Linked DNA regions of Homo sapiens: region 1 is linked to region 2. A link is a contact called in ENCODE Hi-C or POLR2A ChIA-PET data. All regions are on one chromosome and are shown on one strand. Each heading gives the region's core, a stretch centred on a gene start or an enhancer-like site at or near the end of the contact. The rest is flanking DNA. Distances are from core to core; before and after follow the strand shown.

What was found. Hi-C counts contacts between places; a loop is a spot of excess contacts on that map. ChIA-PET counts read pairs that join two places held with the same protein, here RNA polymerase II (POLR2A). Pooled maps may share reads with other maps.
Region 1: a loop to region 2 is called in a map of chondrocyte, with 5 times the contacts of the local background. The contact joins the enhancer-like site here to the promoter of ZBTB45 in region 2. A Hi-C loop is called at or near these places in 1 of 168 maps with a recorded cell type or tissue (chondrocyte), 3 of 37 single-sample maps with no recorded cell type and 7 of 50 pooled maps. POLR2A ChIA-PET finds 5 or more read pairs at or near these places in 11 of 52 experiments (CD4-positive, alpha-beta memory T cell, GM12878, HEK293T and 8 more).

What each region holds. Positions count from the first base shown.
Region 1 is chr19:58,346,058-58,348,903 of GRCh38, forward strand. It overlaps A1BG (alpha-1-B glycoprotein), which reads right to left. Exons shown (of 8, transcript NM_130786.4): 7 at 1,296-1,583; 8 at 1-972. The coding sequence ends at 965. Among named protein-coding and RNA genes, the nearest start is that of A1BG-AS1, 4.5 kb to the right of the region's middle. RefSeq lists enhancers at 737-1,237, 905-1,184, 1,238-1,738, 1,955-2,034 and a silencer at 1,435-1,764. Within about 2 kb of position 1,439, at least 27 of the 41 ENCODE cell types and tissues checked have a DNase peak (open chromatin) inside an H3K27ac peak, as active enhancers do; they include GM12878, where a contact is called at or near this core.
Region 2 is chr19:58,518,223-58,521,402 of GRCh38, forward strand. It overlaps ZBTB45 (zinc finger and BTB domain containing 45), which reads right to left and starts at 1,588. Exons shown (of 3, transcript NM_001316979.2): 1 at 1,520-1,588. RefSeq lists enhancers at 1-495, 1,553-1,872 and a silencer at 1,363-1,462.

The DNA.
Region 1 (2,846 bases), core at 189-2,688, 170 kb before region 2:
GAGGCTGGGAACAGCCCAGCACTACCACCCTGGACTGGGAGGACAAGACCACAAAATGCAGCTTCCCTGAACCTCCTCTTGGTGATGGGGTTGATGTGGTCGAGGTAGAGGTGAGTATGTCTGGAGCCTCAAGCAACTGCCCATACCTGCTGGGACCAGGCCGAGGTGCCCAGGGAGTAAGAGGCAGCATCCTGGAAGAGCACAGATGAAAGAGGCCCTGAGAAGTGTTGGTTGGCCAGGTGCTGTGGCTCACACCTGTAATCCCAACACTTTGGGAGGCTGAGGCGGGAGGATCACTTGAGCCCAAGAGTTCAAGACCAGCCTGGGCAACATAGTGAGACTCATCTCTACAAAAAATAAATAATAGAAAGAAAAATGTGAGTTGGCCAGGCATGGTGGCTCATGCCTGTAGTCCCAGCTACTCAGGAGGCTGAGGTGGGAGGATCACTTAAGGCCAGGAGTTCAAGACAAGCTTGGGCAACACAGTGAGACCCTGTCTACAAAAAATAATAATTAGCCAGACGTGGCGATGCATGCCCAGGCTCCCAGCTACTTGGGAGGCTGAGGCAGGAGGATCGCTTGAGCCTGGGAGGTCAAAACTGCAGTGAGCCGGACTGCAACACTGCACTCCAGCCTGGGTGACAGTGTGAGACCCTGTCTCAAAAAAGAAAAAAGAAAAGAAAACTGTGCTCTTAAGAGCCAGTTCTCCACTCCTCTACCTCAGGAGCCACCCCAGAACCCATCCACTTTGAGGACACGAGATCCCAGCCCACTCAGCCCTGGGAGTCCAAAGACATTTTAAACAGAGCCTCTCTTCACATTTATTAATTCCTGGGAGGAATGAGGGAGGCTTCTCCAGCCCCCCAGAGACCCCGGCCTTGTGCTGCAACAGGAGGGGAGGGAGCCAGTCCAGAATCCCCGGCACTTCTGAGGACACCAACAGCACCCTGGGCCCGCGGCTGCATCAGCTTTCTAGACAACGGGAGAAAAGAGAAATGGTGGAGGAGGGGAAATCCTATGCCCTCCTCCTCGCGGAAATCAAGGCCGACCTCCCTGACGCCCCCCCGGAAGGAAGCGCGTGGTCGGCTGCCAGCCGAGACCCCCATCTGCGCCTCCAGCTGCAGGGCCTTTGCTGGGCGGTTCCTCGCCCGCAATTCCCCCACGAGCCCTGGGGAGACCCAGCGCTAACCAGGGGTGCCCAAGGGAGGAGCCGGGAGAGGCCCTCCTGGAGGTGGGCACAGCCCAGGCAAACATCAGCAGACGGAACCAGCACCCGGGACCCAGGGAAACGTCACCTGCCACCAGGAGCTCCACAGGGTCGCTGAGCTCCGATTCGAAGGTGTGGGGCACCCAGGAGCGGTAGCGGCACCTGTAGTTGCCGGCGTGCTGGGGCCCCACGAAGATCAGCTCGAGGTTCGCCGCGGCCCCGGGGGTGCGGACCGTCTTCACGGCCTTCGTCTCGCCCTCGCGCAGCAGCTCGAAGGTGACGTCGGGGATGGGTCCCTCGCAGCGCAGGACGGCATCTCGGCCCGCCAGGACCGCCCCACTCCACGTCGCCCGGAGCTGAGGCCTGGGAGGGGGTCCTGGGCGGAGCGGGCGGGTGGTCGGGCCAGGCCACGCCCCAGGCCACGCCCCAGGCCACACCCCAGGCCACACCCCAGGCCGCGCCCGCGCCTGCGCCTCAGCCCCGGCTTCATCTTCCCTGTCTTGTTCCTGGGCGCAGAGGGCTCCTCCGGCGCCGCCGAGCTGCGCCCGCTGCCTTCACACCCCGGACATCCGCGCCACACGTGAGTGTCCCCGCACCCCTCCCCCAGGACCGTGGAAGTCCCAGATTCGGGCCTGCTCTGGGGCTTCTGGGGTCCCCAGCCTCGGTCACTCTGACGGGTGAAGGGAAGAAGAAATGATGGAGAAAACGGTGCTCCTTCATGGAGGGACCAAAAAAGGACATACAATCTATGTCAATAGATGAGGGTTTTCCCTCCATAAGTTTAACTTTAAAAGTGTATTTAAGGTGCCGGGCGCAGTGGCTCACACCTGTAATCTCAGCACTTTGAGAGGCCGAGGCAGGCGGATTGCCTGAGCTCAGGAGTTCCAGACCAGCCTGGGTAACACGGTGAAACCCCGTCTCTACTAAAATACAAAAAATTAGCCGGGCGTGGCAGCGTGCGCCTGTAATCCCAGCTACTCGGGAGGTGGAGGCAGGAAAATTGCTTGAACCTGGGAGGCAGAGGTTTCAGTGAGCCAAGATTGCGCCACTGCACTCCAGCCCGGGTGACAGAGTGACACTCCGTCTCAAAAACAAACAAACAAAACAAAACTGTAAGGAATCAAATGTTACAAAATCCTGGAAGATTTTGGTAATGCTGTTGATAATTTCAGGGAAATTAATGAAGTACATGTAAGTGCTTGATTTAAATGTGTATTTTATTCAATAGTTTGAGTATCTTGCCATGGAAGATACTAGCCCAGCCTAGCAGAAAAGTGCAATATGTATAATATACTTTCGCATTTTAAAAGTTATATTCCCTATCCATTTTGAAATGCTAGCCAAACTACATGAAGTTATTTGCAATTAATTGTAAGCTAATCAGGAATTTTGAAAGCTTGATTGGATTAACAAACTATAATGTTGAAATTTGGTAAAATCATAATGTTAATTTTTACTGTGAAACGTTTTCTTGTAAGATAGATATACACATCCTAGTTTAATTTTGTGTCTTAGTGTGGATTTACAAATTTACTACAGTTATTCTGAGCCCAGGAACCCAATCAGATTTCAGGCCAGTTTGATACTGGCTGTTCTTAATTCTAACAGGAGAGTAGGACATCATACTAAATGTTATGTC
Region 2 (3,180 bases), core at 338-2,837:
AGACCCTGTGCATAGGCAGGATTGCTGCCTCAGAACCAGGTCACCTTAACTAGTATATACAGAGGCTCTCGCAGGAGTGGGGTGGCATGACCTGCTTCCTGGGCAGGGTGGTTCTGGGTGTGCCTAGTCACTAAGGGCTGAGGGTAAAAGGTTGGGCAGTACCTTGGGAGATGCCCCAGGGAAACCAGTACATGCTCCCTGGCAGCCCCTAGCATAGCGAGCAGGGAGGTGGCTCCTGCAGCCCCAGCTTCTTGCCATCTCGATGGGGCCTGTGGGGCCCAGGGTGTGGGTGTGGCACAGAGAGGGGAAGTGTGGATTGAGCAGGGGTGTGTGACTGGATAGCTGCCCATGGAGTAATCGGGGACACGGCCCAACATCAGGCACCAGAAAGGGGAGGGGGTAGTCCTCAGAGGACTCTGGAATCTGAGGAGTTCTGCTACTCCATCCATCAAGCAGGTAAACCGTGATCCTTCGGCCTGTTTCCCCTTCTATCAAACAAGGGATGAGATACTCGGCTCATCCCGCACCCAGACTGCACACACCTCCAGTCTAAGGGAGGAGGGTAGGAGCTCTGGACTCTGACATCCGTATAGGCTCCACCAGCCTGTCTCTCCCTTGGAGTCACAAAGCCCCAGGGTGGGCTCGGCTTGATGCTGCCCCTACACCCTCGGGCTCTACTGGGGTCTCAAGATTCAACCCCTCCGACTCCTTATGCCCAATCCGCCGTCCCTTTGCTCAGCCAGACGCCTCCCTTTTTTGCATGCCCCACATTTGACCCTCAGACCACTTCGAGCACCTCCACTGCCCCGTTCCCGCTGTCCTGGACGGATGAAGAAACCTGGCTGGTGTCTCTGCGCCCCTCGCCTCCCCTTCTGTTCCCCACACGGCAGCCAGAGGGAGCTTTTCCAGACTACGGATCCGGATACACCACCCCGCTCCCTGGCCCTGTTCTGAGCCTTCTGTGCAATGCCTCAAAAAAGCCAGGCCTGTGCCCGCGCAAAGGCTAACTCAGCAAGCAGCACCGCCCCATCTGTATTCACCTAGCACCTGAAAGGATTCTAATCTGTCCGGCCGATGGGGACGGAAACTTGCGCATCAACCCGAGAGACTTGAACCTTCCTTTCCCGCCCCGCCCCGCGACGGGCTCCATTCCTCAGTCCCGACGCCGCAAGGCCGGCCTGGACACTTCAGAACAAAGGCCTGCACTCGAGACCCGGCGCCCAGGCCAGCTTCCCGGGTCCGGCGCCGCACACTCCCGCCACGCCTTCGCCGCGCCGTGTGCTTTACTCCGAGCGCGTTCTCCCATACTCTGCTCCATTGCCCGCGCCCCACCCTACGCCCAAAGCACCCCTCTGACCCGCCGCTGCCACCCCGCACTCTGGCCCCCGCCGTACCCCGGTCCTGCAGCGCCCCCTCGCGTTCTCAGCGTGCGCTTCTAGCGGAGCGCAGGTGCCCCTCCCCTGGCACGCCCCAGCCTCCTCGCCCGCCCTGCGGCAGGGGGATGCCCATTCGACCCCACCTCCGACTCCTCTTCAGGCACCAGGCTCTGCCGTGGCCGCTTCCTCCTGACCGACTACAAGGCCGCACTTCCGGGCCGTTACCCCGGCGGAACGGAGGCCTGCGGTCGCGGCGGCGCAGGGGAAACCCTAGGCCGAAGCACGTTTCCGGTATTTTTATGGCGATCAGCTCCCGCCAGTCTGCACTCCGGCTCTCCTCTTAGTCGGAACCAAAGTCGAAGAGGCTAGGGCTGCCGCGTCGCGAGGAATGTCTGGACCAGAGCACTCTTCCGGCGTCGCCCAGGAGATCAGGGGTGTGGCGGGCCTGCGCGATCAATCCGCAAGCTCCCTGTGATGCAGAATGGGAAGGCAGTTCCCGGCCCAAGTGCCCAACGTGTTCTGGCCAGTTTAAACCCCACTGCGAACCGGGGAAGTGGCCTTATTCCTGTGACACGGGTGAGAGCTGAAGTAGGTCTCGGTCCCTGGCCGCCAGGAGGTGCAAGCAAGCTACCACTACTGCAGACGCTCCAGGCCCGCCCGCTGTGGGTGGGACTGGGGAAAGGACCCCATCTCGGCCTTGGCACCTTCTACTACAACGCAGACAGGAATAGACAACTGCCTCACCCTGCTCTGGGCCTCCCCTGAGCTAGACCCTGTGAGATTCTGGGACATTGCAAGTCAATCTGGTATGGGGGACAGAATTCCGAAAATGGCCCCCTCCGAGATTTCCGTGCCCAAATCCCCAGAACCTGTAAATATGATTATCTCACCTATGAATAGTTACACTACATGGTGAAAGGGTTTTTGCGGAAATAATTAAGGTTACTCATTAGCTGATCTTAAAATAGGATATGATTCTGGATTATTTTGGTAGGTCCAAGGTATCATAAGGGTCCTTAAAGGCAGAAGAGGAAGGTGGAGAAACTTGAAGTAGGAGAAGGGTTCCAGAGGCTTTGAAGGTAGAGAGGTCCATGAGAGGAAATGCAACAGGACAGGTGTCATGCTGAGAATCTGAGAAGAGCTGCAACAACAGCCAGCAAGAAAACAGACCTCATGGCCCGGCGCAGTGGCTCATGCCTGTAATCCCAGCACTTTGGGAGGCCAAGGCGGGTGGATCACGTCAGGAGATCGAGACCATCCTGACTAACACAGTGAAACCCCATCTCTACTAAAAATACAGAAAATTAGCTGGGCGTGGTGGCAGGCGCCTGTAGTCCCAGCTACTCGGGAGACTGAGGCAGGAGACTGGCATGAACCCGGGAGGCGGAGCTTGAAGTGAGCTGAGATCGCGCCACTGCACTCCAGCCTGGGCGACAGAACGAGACTCCGTCTCAAAAAAAAAAAAAAAAAAAAAAAAAAAAAAAGGCCGGGCGCGGTGGCTCACGCCTGTAATCCCAGCACTGTGGGAGGCCGAGGCGGGCGGATCATGAGGTCAGGAGATCGAGACCATCCTGGCTAACACGGTGAAACCCCGTCTCTACTAAAAATACAAAAAAAAATTAGCCGAGCGCGGTGGCAGGCGCCTGTAGTCCCAGCTACTCAGGAGGCTGAGGCAGGAGAATGGCGTGAACCCGGGAGGCGGAGCTTGCAGTGAGCCAAGATAGCGCCACTGCAGTCGGGCCTGGGCGAAAGAGCGACACTCAGTCTCAAAAAAAAAAAAAAAAAAGAAAGAAAGAAAAGAAAA